Linked DNA regions of Homo sapiens: region 1 is linked to region 2. The links are chromatin contacts, found by Hi-C or POLR2A ChIA-PET in ENCODE. All regions are on one chromosome and are shown on one strand. Each heading gives the region's core, a stretch centred on a gene start or an enhancer-like site at or near the end of the contact. The rest is flanking DNA. Distances are from core to core; before and after follow the strand shown.

Evidence for each region. Hi-C counts contacts between places; a loop is a spot of excess contacts on that map. ChIA-PET counts read pairs that join two places held with the same protein, here RNA polymerase II (POLR2A). Pooled maps may share reads with other maps.
Region 1: a map with no recorded cell type shows a loop between it and region 2 (6-fold over the local background). The contact joins the promoter of VCL here to the enhancer-like site in region 2. A Hi-C loop is called at or near these places in 1 of 37 single-sample maps with no recorded cell type and 3 of 50 pooled maps. POLR2A ChIA-PET finds 5 or more read pairs at or near these places in 1 of 52 experiments (K562).

The regions. Positions count from the first base shown.
Region 1 is chr10:73,994,714-74,001,960 of GRCh38, forward strand. VCL (vinculin) reads left to right here and starts at 3,403. Exons shown (of 22, transcript NM_014000.3): 1 at 3,403-3,662. The coding sequence starts at 3,495. RefSeq lists silencers at 3,012-3,371, 3,702-3,751 and enhancers at 3,432-3,631, 3,704-4,355.
Region 2 is chr10:72,330,291-72,337,542 of GRCh38, forward strand. DNAJB12 (DnaJ heat shock protein family (Hsp40) member B12) reads right to left here. Exons shown (of 9, transcript NM_017626.7): 7 at 6,234-6,406; 8 at 5,490-5,641; 9 at 2,573-4,327. The coding sequence ends at 5,520. Among named protein-coding and RNA genes, the nearest start is that of DNAJB12, 21 kb to the right of the region's middle. RefSeq lists a silencer at 1,771-2,020 and enhancers at 4,527-4,936, 5,497-5,616. Within about 2 kb of position 5,306, at least 36 of the 41 ENCODE cell types and tissues checked have a DNase peak (open chromatin) inside an H3K27ac peak, as active enhancers do.

The DNA.
Region 1 (7,247 bases), core at 2,153-4,652, 1.7 Mb after region 2:
GGTGTGACTGGGTTCTCTGCTCAGTGTCGCAAAGCTGAAATAAAGGTGTCTACTGGACTGAAAACAAGGTGTCCCCTGGAGCTCTCAGCTGGAGGAAAAATCTGTTTCCAAGATCATTCTTCTTGTTGGTAGAGTTCAGCTCCTTGTAACTGTGCGACCAACTTCCCCGTTTCCTTGCTAGCTGTCAGGGGCCACTCTCAGCTCCTAGGGGCTGCCCACATACCTTGACCCATGGCCTCCCACGTCTTTAATCTAGCAACAGCTCATCAAATCCTCTTGTGCTTTTGAGTTCATTTGTTGTAACTGGCCAGAGAAAACTCTCTGCTTTAAAAGAGCTCATGTGATTAGGTCAAGCCCACTTGGATAATCTCCCTGTTTTAAGACCAACTGTGCTATATAATGTAATCTGATTATGAAAGTAAAATCCCTTATAGTCACAGCCTGGGGATTATGGAGAGTGTGTATATTCGGAGTGAGAAATCCCGGGGGACATCTTAGAATTCTGTCTACCACAATAGGTAAGAGTTAGACAAGCACTGATAGCTTTCTAGGTGGGAAAGAAATGTGGAGAAAAGCTCAAAAGTGAAACTCTACCAGGAATTTCTGGAGACTGTGAATATGTCAGTTTGTGACTGCTCTAATAATGATAATGGTTTCTTTTACTGAAGGTCTCCTAGGTGCTTTACAAATTCCCTTACATCAGCTCTGTGACGGTGCTATTATCCCACTTGCCGGAGTTATATCTCCATCAAGTTGTGAAGCTGGGGTTCTGGCTTGAGCTCTGGATGGCTCTGAATTTATGCTGTTTGCACTGTTTAACCTGCCTGTCTGTGGGTCTAAGGTGGGGAAGCTGAAGGCAGTAAGGTTGGTCTGGACCCAGATTGTGGAGGGCATTGGTGTTAACACATGCTAACAGGCACCAAGAAAGATTTTAGAGGGAGCCAGTGAATGTGGAAATCAGGGGGACGGAAATGGGTATGATTATGGATGTTGGGGAGCACATGGGCTGGATGTGCAATGTGATATTCTTTTTGGGAGGTTAATATGGCCAGTCAGGCATTAAAGATGATTACATGATCAAGCCTCTGAGTCTTCCTGCCAATCTGTAGGAAATATATAGTTCAGAAGAACAAGTTAAACTACACATAAATATACAATCAGCAAAGTGGGGACAGGGTGAGGATTTAACAAAATCATACACTTTTTGGGAGGCTATATATACTTTGGGAGGCCATTTATACTTTGGGAGGCCAAGGCAGGTGGATTTCTTGAGTCCAGGAGTTTGAGATCAGCCTGGACAACATGGCGAAACCTTGTCTCTATCAAAAATACAAAAATTAGCCGGGCGTGGTGGCATGCACCTGTGGTCCCAGCTACTTGGGATGCTGAGGTGGGAGAATCACCTGAGCCTGGGGAGGTCAAGGCTGCAGTGAGCCGAAATCACACCACTGCACTCCAGCCTGGACAATCGGAGTGAGACCCTATCTCAAAAAATAAAAACATAAATAAAAATAAATAAAATAAAATAATTTTTAAAATAAAAAAATCATATCGTTCCATCACTCAACTTTTTTTTTTTTGGACAGGGAGTCTCACTCTGTTGCTCAGGCTAGAGTGCAATGGCACGGTATCAGCTCACTGCAACCTCCACCTCCCAGGTTCAAGCAAGTCTCCTGTCTCAGCCTCCCGATTAGCTGGGATTACAGGCACCTGCCACCACACCTGGCTAATTTTTGTATTTTTAGTTGAGACGGGGTTTCACCAGGTTGGCCAGGCTGGTCTTGAACCCCTGACCTCAGGTGATCTGCCTGCCTCAGCCTCCCAAAATGCTGGGATTACAGGCGTGAGCCACCGTGCCTGGCCCCATCACCCAAATATTTATACTATTAACACAAAGTAATGGGCAGAGAAAACAGCTGTGGTGGTTGTGGTAGGACTAGACAAAAATTTTCATTTGATGTGAGAATCTTTTGCTTGGAGGCATTACTGAAAGTGTTTACCTCAGAATGGGAAAGCTTGGGCAAAAGCGAATTTGAAGTAAGTAAGACGTTTGGAAGATGTCTTTTTTTTTTTTTTTTTTTTTTTGAGACAGAGTCTTGCTCTGTCGCCCAGGATGGAGTGTAGTGGCGCGATCTCCGCTCACTGCAAGCTCCGCCTCCCGGGTTCACGCCATTGTCCTGCCTCAGCCTCATGAGTAACTGGGACTACAGGCGCCCGCCACCACGCCTGGCTATTTTTTTTGTATTTTTAGTAGATACGGGGTTTCACCGTGTTAGACAGGATGGCCTAGATCTCCTGACCTCGTGATCCGCCCGCCTCAGCCTCCCAAAGTGCTGGGATTACAGGCGTGAGCCATCGCGCCCGGCCTGGAAGATGTCTTATACAAAGCGTGAGGGAACTGGATAATTTGGTCTTACCTATCAAAATATAAAATGCATATACTTTTGCGTTTTTCTCTTTCCTGGTAGGCATTTGCGCTAGATAAATACACAGATGCACAGCACAGGGGTAAGTACAATTCATGCAGAATTGTTTTTTAATAGTGAAAACCAGGACCCAACCCAAGTCCATGAGTAGGAAATTGGTTCTGTAAATAGTTTTATTTCATGCAATGGAATATCATGCAGTCATTAAGAAGAATGAGGTAGACCTCTACCAGCAGTGAAAGATAAGGGCATTTTAATCAAGGGCAATCATACCTAGTTCCAGGAAAATGTTTATTAATCTCATTTAGTTAGAAAATATATATGTAGAAGTGAATCTATAGACAAGTCTAGAAGGCTACACACCCAGCTGTTAAACAGAATGTCTTTGAGGAGGGCAGGGGGCGGAGTCTGCGTTTACGTGAATGGGACGCTGCTGTTTCTCAGTGCACCTCTGCTGTTTGAATCTTTTACTAAAAACCTTCCCATGCATTGCTGGGAGGGAATGGAAGGAGTATTTTGAGGGTTTCGTGTGAAGGGAAAAGTTGAGGAGGGGACGTGGGAGACCCCTTGGTCTCATCAAACTCTAGCGCCGCTTGAGGTGAGGAGACCCCGCCCCGCTGAGGTGATTCTGCAGAGGGGCGGAGCCCCCCAGATCCGAGGCGGGAGGCGGCCCGGGGGCGGGACCAGCCGGCTCCAGCGGCCCGCTCCGCTCCCACCATGCCCTTATAAGGAGCGCCCGGCGTTAGGGCTCGGGAATCCGGTAGCAATCCCGGCGGCTCAGCCCCAATCCCAGGCCCCTCCCTTAGGAATGGGGGAGGGGCGGGGTTTGGCGGCGCGGTGGCTGGGGCGGAGCATCTCGAAAAGGGACCAGTAGGAGTGGCGGCCCAGGTCTGAGCTGCGCTGCCATTGGGCGCGGCGACGAGAGGGGGCGGGGAGCCCGTGAGGCTGGTTACGCCGAGGGAAGCCCCGACTCCGTAGTCGCTGCACAGTCTGTCTCTTCGCCGGTTCCCGGCCCCGTGGATCCTACTTCTCTGTCGCCCGCGGTTCGCCGCCCCGCTCGCCGCCGCGATGCCAGTGTTTCATACGCGCACGATCGAGAGCATCCTGGAGCCGGTGGCACAGCAGATCTCCCACCTGGTGATAATGCACGAGGAGGGCGAGGTGGACGGCAAAGCCATTCCTGACCTCACCGCGCCCGTGGCCGCCGTGCAGGCGGCCGTCAGCAACCTCGTCCGGGTGAGCGCGCAGGGCCTGGCGCGGGAGCGGGCGCGGGAGGTATCCCCGGGGCCCCGGCCCGCGTCGCGGCTGCCTGTGGCCGGCTCGCTGGCCGTGGCTTTCCGCGTGGGTTCCGGAGCCAGGCGCCGAGGGTTCGAATGGCCTCTTCTCCGCCCTGTGACCTTGAGCGAGTCCTGAGCCTCTCCGGGCCTCAGTGTCCTCATCTATAAAATGGGAGCAGTCATGAAAAAGGCTGCCTTGCGGGCTTGTCGTGAAGATATGGCGAGGTATTATTCGTGGAGTGCCTCGCGCGGCGTGTGGCCCACAGCAGACACCCAATAAATGAGAGTTGCTGGGATGTCCGAGGGTCCCTGCCCCGCGCAGGCTTCGCCCCCACGTTGACTTCCTCGCTCTCAGCGCCTTTTAGGCCTCCTCGATCTGGCTGTGCGGGGGAGGGAGAGCGGGCCTTCCCACGGATCCCTTGCCTTCTCTTCTAGGGATCCTTATTTGAGCCACGTTGTCCTCCTTTCTAATACTTCTGCCCCTCACCCTGAGACCCGCCTCGCCCACCCCCGCTCCCCAGAGCTCCCTGTATTCCGCCCTTTTATTCACTTGCCTCACTCTCTGTCGCCTCCTCCTCCCTCCTGGGCATTTTACTTATGCTCACTCCTCTGGCACTCTCACACCTTTATGCAGTCATTCGTGACCACAAGCCCGGTTTTTCCTTCCGCTCAGCCCTGCTGCCCTTCCTTTCATTCCCTCCTGTGGACATTTTCACCTGGCGTTACCTGCTGTCAAACGGCCTCCTCCCACTGGGGCCTTTCTAGACTCGGGGGCCCTCCTTGGCCCCTCCTCCTGGCAGGAAGCAAGATGGAGCTGTTGGGAGAGGCCTGTGGAATCTGGGATCTGCCGCCCCTGCCGGAGAGAAGGCTGGGGCATCCGCTCCCCATCCACAACTTTCCTGGTGGCTCTGCAGACCCCTGTAACCCACAGCTGTGACTCATAACCGAGGTGATTCCTGGAGGAGGTGGAGCCCACGTCTGAAATGGGAAAAAAGAGGTGCTGAGACCAGTCTCCCAAGACTCCCCTGGCTAATGTCACACTTTTCTTTCCCACCCTGGGTGGGTGACTCAGACTGGTCCTGCTTGTGAGGAACAATTTTGGAAAAAGTTCATACTGCTCCCCCACTGAGCTGTGTAAATAGTGTGTGTCAGGGCAGTTGGGCGGCAACTGTGGGTCTGTCTGGGTGGGGCTTGGGTTACTTTTCTGATTTGAGCACTTTAGTGCACTTAGAGGCTCTTTAGCAGCTGAAAGTCTTCCTCAGTCTTCAGGGGTCCCTGGACTGTCTCAAGCAATTTAGGAGACTGGTAGCTAGGAAGACAGGGTGACACCACCGACCAAATTCCTGATCTTTCTTCTCTATAGCTTTAGTAAGAATCTATTCATTCAGTAAGAATGCTGTATTCATTCACAATGTCTACTTGTACATTGTTCTTCTTTTTATAACTAATTTGAACAGAACACTCCAGAGTACATTCTTATGTAGTGTTGTCTAACATGGCTGCATTCCAGGCCTCCATTTTTCAACAAATAGGAAACAATGTAAAGAGACAAGGTAATAGTGTCTCTCCATGTAGTACTTCAGGAAATGAAATCTTAAAACCACATGTTGCACTTGGAACAGAGCTAGTGTAGTCTAGGGGTTGATATCTGGTTAGGCTATTTAGAGAAAAGTTATTTATGGGCTTCCATGCCATGAATTAATAAGCATTGAATGTCTGCTATATGGAAAACACTGCAATAAATCAGTGCTTCTCAGCTTAAGAGTGTTCATGAAAATCATCAGTGAGGCTTTTTAGAAATTAAGATGTCCAGCTCCCACGGGTCAAGGCCTTTGTATTTTGCTTTTTTTTTTTTTTTTTTTTGAGACAGGGTCTCGCTCTGTCACGCAGGCGCTGGAGTGCAATGGCGTGATCATAGCTCACTGCAGCCTCCATCTCCTGGACTGAGAAAAATCCTCCCACCTCAGCCTCCCAAGTAGCTGAAGGCCTTTGTTTGTTTGTTTGTTTGTTTGTTTTTGAGATGGAGTCTTCCTCTGTCACGAGGCTGGAGTGCAGTGACACGATCTGGGCCCACTGCAACGTCCTCCTCCCAGGTTCAAGTGATTCTCCTGCCTTAGCCTCCCGAGTAGCTGGGACTACAGGTTCGCACCACCGTGGCCAGCTAATTTTTGTATTTTTAGTAGAGGCGGGGTTTCACCATGTTGGCCAGGATGATCTCCATCTCTTGACCTTGTGATTTGCCCGCCTCGGCCTCCCAAAGTGCTGAGATTACAGGCATGTGCCACTGTGCCCGGCCAGGCCTTCGTATTTTTTAGGAAGCTCCATAGGTGATTGTGATATACGGCCTTAGTTAGGAAACACTGTAATACACACTGTGAGACAAATACAAAAGAAATAAGGTTATAAGATGAAAACAATGATATGTAGTTAAGTTATATACTTTCCAACACATACAAAAGAGGGGACTTGAGATTGGTGGTAGCTATGGGTTAGCAGAGACAAAGTAGGGAGGATTGTGCTGATAAATAGTTAATCATGAACAAAGGTACTTGTGAGTAAGTCACTTCCAGGTTACAGCAAGTAGATTATCTTGATTGCAGCTCAGGAGACAAGTTGGAGAGAAATTGGAGATGAAGTTAGTGCGTGACATATGGGCAGTGTAACATAGGCCTTATCCAAAAGGATGAACAAAGAGAGCAGGAGGGGAAGGAGGATGAGAATAGTGTGTGAGAAAGACTGCGTGAGAATGGCGTGTGAGAATAGTATAGTGTGTTTTGGGGAGGCCAGAGGACCTACCCATTGCTTCACATTCTTGGTGCCAACTGTGACCGTTAAATATGTGGATTCTGTACATGCTTCAAGATTGTTCCTGGAGGTCAAGCCTTGTCTGATATTCCTCTCTTTTTAAAAAATTTTATTTTGGTTTTAAATAGAGACAGGGTCTTGTTATGTTGCCCAGGCTGGTCTCGAATCCCTGGGCTCAAGCAATCCTCCCGCCTTGGCCTCTCAAAGTGCTGGATTACAGTTGTGAGCTACTGTGCCTGGTCTGATATTTCTTTATATGGTCCTCAGTTCCTGCCCTCAAAATTGGCACATAGGATCACTCAATAAATATTGTTGAAGGAACTATGGGAAGGGAGACAAATTGGGAAGCTTTTAAAATTGGTTGGTTATGAAGAAAATGAAGGCCTGGACTTGCGAGTGGCAGGGAAAATGGAGAAGGAATTAATCAGAAATATATTAGAAGAAGAAATAATAGAACTGGATAATTGAACTCTGAATTTGCTAGAAAAGAAACATAGTATTACGGTAAAATAATGAAACTGATTTTAGAACAAATCTTCTGGAATTTATGTAATCTGGGTGAGTATTTCTTGGGAGTTACTTTGGGAGGTTATATCCTTATTCTAGTGCTTTTCTTTGGGAATTTCTTTCAGATTATTTACATACGTATGCCAAATTAGTCTTATTTTGGTCAAGAAAGTGTACATTTTGACTGAAGTAGGCATTCTTGAGCTCAACTACTTCATTTACTGTTCTTGAG
Region 2 (7,252 bases), core at 4,056-6,555:
TTGCAGATGAAGACACTGAGGCAAAGGGCAGTCAAATGACACAGGAAAGCAAAAACTGGCTCCCTCCACCCTTCTAGGGTCTTTGACTGTGCTAGGAATTACATGGACAGATAAAGTGGTTAACAGGAGAAAAATCATATTTAATTACGTACATAGGCATGGGAGCCCCACAAAATATGCAATTTCAAGAAAGATCACATCTTGAGCTACAGAAAAGGAACTGGGGTCCAGGATAACCTTTGTACCTTAAAAAAAAAACCAAAAAAAAAAAAAAAAAAAAAACGGGCTGGGAGCTTCTGGTGGGTGATGGCAATGCAAGTTTGGGAGGGTGAGGGGAGGAACTGCATGGTGAGCAAAAGTTGTCTCGTTATGCAGATAAAAAGTCAGTCTCGGCCAGGCATGGTGGCTCATGCCTGTAATCTCAGCACTTTGGGAGGCTGAGGTGGGCGGATCACGAGGTCAGGAGATCGAGACCATCCTGGCTAACACAGTGAAACCCTGTCTCTACTAAAAATACAAAAAAATTAGCCGGGCGTGGTGGCAGGCACCTGTAGTCCCAGCTACTCGGGAGGCTGAGGCAGGAGAATGGCGTGAACCCGGGAAGCGGAGCTTGCAGTGAGCCGAGATTGCGCCACTGCACTCCAGCCTGGGTGACAGAGCGAGATTCCATCTCAAAAAAAAAAAAAAAGTCAGTCTCTCAGGTCTTAACAGTTGTCTGAGCAGCCCCAAGAATAATAGGCAGTTGTTGTCAATGAGTCAATCCTCCTTGGTAGGTAAGATTTCCAGGAGGGAGTTCAGGACAACTTAGGCAGATGAGGCAACTTCAGAGAAAGCCCTTCCTGCACTTGCTGTTGCTCAAGTGCCCCCAGTTTGAAGTAATCAGCACACCAAAATGGCAGATTTTGGGGTGGCATTTCCTGAACTCCTTCAGGGACACCCAAGGTCACCCAGTCAGTAAATGGCAAAGATCCAGCCTCAGCCCCCGTGGGGGCTGCGAGGCTGCCTCCTGGGGATGACGTTTCCTGGTGCAGCCAGATGGATGCCCGTGTCACTGCCAGGAGACACCTACTGGAATGGGCAGCTGCTCCCTAGGCCAAGCCCATCAGATGAAGTGCCACCATCCTCAGTGTGGCCTTTTCATCCTTTTCCACCCTCCTGGACTCGGGTCTTCTGCCCACTCTACCTGACACCAGTGGGTTTGATTTCCCTGAGTGCAGCAAATTTGGGCTCAGCAACTGTTTGTAGAATGACCACTCTGCTACAAGGACCCCAGAGACAGGCACAGTTTCTTCAAGACCCTGGGCGCCACTTTCCTCCCCCAAGCCTGTTTCCTGCTCTGGGAAATGAGCTGACTTGCTCATGTCACATGGCGTGATGTCTGGTAGGGACGCTGGGTTGCTTCTGAACCATGTCAACAGTCTATTTACCTGATTCTTGGCATGGCTGTGTGCCTGCTCCAGACGCCAGGTGACTTTGTCTGGGCAATGTGGGGTGGGGATGAGGTTACAGGCAGGTCGGGTGTGTGCTCCTTGTCCCTGGAGCAGTTTTTTTTTCTCTGGACCTGGGAGCAGCAAGGGACAAGGCTATAAGCTAGTGGAGCCAGGGAGCTGGGATGCAGTGGCGCGTTCTGCCACCTGACAGTGGGTGGGGGACACTTGTCAAAGCCTTTTTTGCTGCAGTCAGAGCGTGCATCCCACCTCCTCTGGCTCACGGCCAAGCCACACAGGGAGGGCAGGGGGGATGAGGTGGGTGAATGGGGGTGCCTGCAACGCCTCTGCCAACCGCAGCTAACAAGTGGCGGCTTGCACACCAGGGCAGGCAGTGGTGACCCTGGGCAGGGGCAGCCAATGAGCTCCCGGGCCACGGTGGCACCACTGGGCAGCCCGCCTGTCTTTGGCTGGTGCAGCCGCGGGAGGGGCCTGGGTCCGCCAGTCAGGGCTGCCGGGCCCTGTCTCTGGGAGGCCTGGGCAGATCTGCCGCTCCATTCACAGGAGCCCGACCCGACTTGGGCTGCCACATTTTAAACTTTTTCAACCTCCTGGAGAGGAGGGCGGGCTGCGGGGGCGGTTTGGGGGAGGATGGTGGGAAGGACGATGGAAACAAACTCGCAACACTTTTCCCAGGATCTGGCTCCTGAGTGGGATCGAGCTCCAGGCTGGGGCCGGGAATTTCGAATGCTCTGCGGGCACATGGCAGGCCTGAGGGTGTGGGGGGGAGGGATTGGGAGAGGGAAAAGCAGAGGGTGATGGTCGTGGCCCAGATGCCCAGCCAGGACTGGCGCTGGGGACCCCAGGGACCCAGACTGCTCAGGTCCTGCAGCCCCCCAGTCACCTGAGCACCCCTCTGCCTGGATGGAGTTAGTTCTGGAACAGCATGTGTGGCTTAAGTGGCTGTTAGCCAGGGCCAGGGGTCGGGGGAAATTCAGGCTCATCATCTAGAGCTCCTTGTGGCACAGGCTGGACAGTGTCAGCAGCAGCAGGGGCTTGTGCCCCCTCCCCCCCACCCCTTAGGCCTCCCTGCTCAATGCAGACCCACCACGGCCAGTCACATAATAAACATATATTAACAGATGTACAATTTGAGAATTCTAATTCAAGAAATACAGCTTCCAGAGGATCCTTTAGGATCTATGTTCTTATTGCACATGGCTCAGCCCGTCTAGGGACATCTACCAAGACCAGATGGTCGGGGCGTGGGGGCAGAGCACCGGGGCCACAGTGGGTAGGCACTCTGGCCACATCAGTTCTTATAATCTCTCTGGGCTGAAGTGGCTGCTTCATTGCAGGGTTGGACCTTGTTTAAAAACCAGATTTGACATTTCCTTACCGAACTTCCTTTCCCAGCAAGAATCCTATTTGTTGGGGGACTTTTAAAAAAAGAGCCGAGAGAAACTCTGGGAGGGTGGTTATCACCTCCTGGCTGGCAGCTTGGGGAAGTAAGGCTTTGGAAGACGGCGGGCGCAATGACACACCCACCGCCACAGGAAAACATGGTCATTCCAGAAGGCCCAGGAGAAACTGTGGGAATAAATAAAACCTCCCTCCTCCCACTGGCGGCAAGTGCTGTTTTAAGCAAAATCCTCATTTCAATGTGAGGGTAAGAAAACTATTCTGGTTCAGGTGTATCCTTTGTCCAAGGTACGAGAGGAGGCCTGGCGGTCACATCAACAGCGAGTGAAGACAGAGGCAGCCACGGGCACTGCCTTTTCTTCAGGAGTCGAGGAGGCTGCCCTGGGGTCCCGGCACCACTGACTGACTCGGAGGAAGAACTTTCTGAAGTCCTTGGTGCATGACTTAGGAAAAACCAGTGGCAATGATGGAGCTGTGCCCTGTGGCACCTATAAGGCAAAGCCCACTGAGGGACTTAGGGGTGGGGAAATGGTTAGGTAGATCCTGGCCCCCTCTGCAGGCCTTCCCTTCTGTGGGCAGGGGGCTGGAGGGCTCCTGGGCACCAGGACAAAGAGCCCACCAGCGCTGCTGAGAGGGGAGAGGTGGTCTCACCCAAGCAGGTCCTTGTGGGGCCTCTACTGTGACTCAATACTGACCTGGCACCTGCCTCCATGGCCTGCTCCTCTCCAGGTTAACCATAATCCTGAGGCCTTCGCGGGTTCACACTATCATGATTACTGCTGCCATCAAAACCAGGCTGGGGTTTCGGGGGGCTGTGAAAAGCTCTGATGCGACTCTCCTTATGCTGTCAGCTACAGCTAATGTCTAGCAAAAACATCACCAGGGTACCTTCCCCAAACAGGCCTCATTTTCTAAAACATGGAAGAAATCAGCTCAACAACTTAACCAAATCCCTGCAGAGTTTAAAAAGTAGACTATATATATATATATCTTCATATATGCCTATTTACATATAAATAGATATATATACATATACACGCATCTATAAATTACATTCTATGGAGAGTTCTCTTTCTTCCTCCTATCTTTGGCCAGGGCCTCTGGCTTCTCCTGAGAGGTGGCTGGTGGTGGCTCCTGTGAGGGAGGAAAGGCAGCTGGGTGCCCCCTCCCCCAGCCCTTCCCACTGATATCTGCTGCGAGTTTTACATTCTACTTTCGTTGCCATGGTTTCTGTATCCTAGGAGAGAGGCGATGCGGAGCCTCCGCCAGCCCTGCGAGGGAGGGAAGCAGCCCCATGGCAGGTTTTCTGTCTGTCCTAAGAGCTTTCTGCATTTACTGGGTGAGAGAGAGGGCAGCTGTGCAGCGTTCGGCCTCCAATTCCATTTTAATTTTGTTTCTTTGTTTGTCTTTCCTCAAATATACAGTCCATCACCTTGGCTCAGTGCATGTCACCAAAAATTCTCCAGGGATTTCATAGTCTGGGGAGGAGAGTGGCAACAGTTAGCTCGGCATTCAGGCGGCACCGGCTCCTCTAGCTTATGCCACACAAGTAGCCCCCCTTGCCACTGCACCGCTGCACCGTGCTGCCCGCTCGACCCCCACCAACCCCACTTGCGGCCTGCCCTCCTGCGGCAGCACAGAGGCAGGCACAAATGGCCTCCAGGCAGAGTCAGCCATGGATCCAGGCCGGGAGGACACAGGCAAAGGAGGGGGTGGGCAGGGCACCCACACAGAGAAGAACCTTCACTGCTTCTGCCCACACTTCTCTGGGCTTGGCTGAAGTGGCCACCTCTGGCAAACGCTGGGAACAGAGCCCAGCGCCCCCATTCGCCGGGCTGCAGAAGGAGGGAGCCTGCTACCAGCAACTCTCATTTCCCCTCCACCCCTCCTGTGCTGAGCGGCTGCGTCTGACCCTGAACTCATGACCTTCTGTTCCCTTCCTCAGACCGCAGGCGAGATGCCTGGGCAAGGCCGGATGCCTGTGGCTTCCAGGCTGCCAGGTGTGACGGCATTCGAGAGAGTGCCTCAGATCCCACCAGAGGGGGGTGGTCAGGGCCCGCGGCCCCTGCCGCCACCAAGACTGCCAGCTCCCACCCACCTCGTGGCTGCCTGTTCATCTTGCTCCATTTCCTCCTAGCTGGAGGGATGGAGAAAGGGGAGGGCTCTTGGCCCACCTATTCCCACATGGTTCTTCCTGGTATCAGGCAGGCAGTGTGCATATGGGGCTCTCTTGGGCCCCACCATATGTGATGGCCTAAATACCAGGGCACGGACAATAGTCTGCTGTGCTGGAGAAAGGGCCGTGCTGACTGATGGCTGGAGTGGACCAAGAAGCCCCGGGTGGCCCTCAGCAACAGTTTCAAGTTCCCACTCTGCCTGGTTCTGGGGTCCCCCACACCCCTGGAGCCAGGGAGCAGAGCGGAGGAGTGGGGAGGACAGCATCGCTAGAGGGCGGAAACCGACCTTGGTTTCCCAGCAGGCCCCACAGCTGCTCGGTCTCTGGAGGCTGGAGGTCAGGCTGGGGACAGGAGTCTTTGCCACAATCACCAGGCTTCCTCCCTTTCTCCCCCTCCCTCCTCTGCTCATGACCAGGGCCAAAGCTGCCAGGAGTTGCAGGGTGGAGGCAGCCCTGGCTCATACTTGGACCTCGGTGGTGTGGCTGGCCCAGGACTATCCATGCAGGGAGGCCTGCACCTCTGACAGTCGGCTGCAGCTGGGGGTGCCCATCTTCTGTGCTCTGTGGTACATATCTGTGTCGCCAAAGTAGCGTGCCCGGTACAGCAAGCCTTCCTCTGCAAAGCAATGGGACAGGGTTAGTGCACACCCAGTACCTCCCGAAGCCTGCAAGGAAGCCTGCGAGGGCTGTGGAGGGCGGAGGAAAGCTGGTACATGCCCGGGGCTTGGGCAGGGCTGGCCTCCCATTAGGAAGACCATGGAGGAGCAGAGACTACAGTCCTTATGTGGGCGAGGGTGACAGAGGCGCCTTTCTCTAGAATGCAGTGAGGCCAGCCAAGGTGAGACCCTGTCATCCTGGTCAGGCCTCCCCAGGGTCCCACAGACAGATCCAGGAGCACAGTCAGGGGGTGGCCAGGGATCCATCCGCTCCAGTCCATCTCTACACACTCACCTCTGGCAGCCAACATGCTGGGCTGATGGCAGTGATTTACGGGAACCTGAGGAAACTACCAGGTGGCCCCTGGCTCCCAGCCCCGGAGAAACACAGGAGTGGAGACCAGCTCTTGTCTGGGAGGTGGCTGGTGCAGGGCAGTGCCAGGGGCTGGGCCCTCAGAGCACAGGGTGAGCAGGGCTCTCTCCTTCCCCTGCTTTCCAGCTTCATCCCAAGCCACCTCCCAAATACAGCCCCCGCCTTCCCCCCACACTCACTCTGCTGCTTCTCCTTCCAGCAGTTGTTCCGGAGGTTGGCGATATAATCATCTTCCACATTCCGCTCGACTGTTTTGAGGCTGGAGCCTGTGTACTCTTCGGAGAAAGTGTCTCCCACATAGTAGACGACACCCAGGTGGTCAGTGACTCGCCTGTGGATGTGGCCCACGGACCTGGCCAGAAATACCAGGTTCAAAGTGGGTGCGGGTCCCCATGCCCAGGGCACTCTAGGGGTATGGGCCCCAAGACAGGAGGTGCCGCACAGACCAGAGGAGTAGTTGGTTCCCTCTCAAACCAGAGCAGGGACCCGCACACTCCCTGAAAGGAGAGTCTGAGGAAAAGGCAGCGTCCTCCCACACACGTGGCCCAGACCGCAGGACGCCCTGCCTTTAGATCCCTGCTTACCACACTGCTGACCTGGGGCCTTTGGGGAGAGGCCTGGTCTAGGGAACTGGAGACCTGAGAGGGAATCTGGGCTCTGCCTCTGTGCCTCCATCTCCCCATTCATCCCCTAAGCCAATTGTTGCTGAGTGCTTGCCTGCCTATCTAGGAGTTCCCAGTGTAGGGTTAAGAGGCTTAGGAACAAAATGACAGGAAGGGCTCCAGGGAGCCTTATCCTCCCAGCTCCAATCACAGGCTCTGTCAGCTGTGGGAAGAGCCTTGACACCCAGACAGGACCAGTGCTCTGGGGACAACAGTCCCTGCCCTAGTCCTCTGCTCCTCACATCTCTCCAGTTGCAGGGAAAAGGGCTGGCATCTGGCCACAGGGAGCCTGAGCCGGCGGCCAGGGTCCAGTGGACCGACTCTGCCCCCTGCTGGCTGAGAAGGGTCCTGCCAGCTCCCAGCCAGAGGTGGCCACCTTTTGGGAGAGGGGGACCCACCCCACTGAAGATGTGCACCCACTGTGTAGCTGACCCTGGGCCAGGTGCTGGACATCAGTGAGGGGAGCTGACCCCCTAACGGCTCATGAAATGTCCTCAAGTTCACTCCTGGCAGTCGAGACTAAGCATTCATTAAAC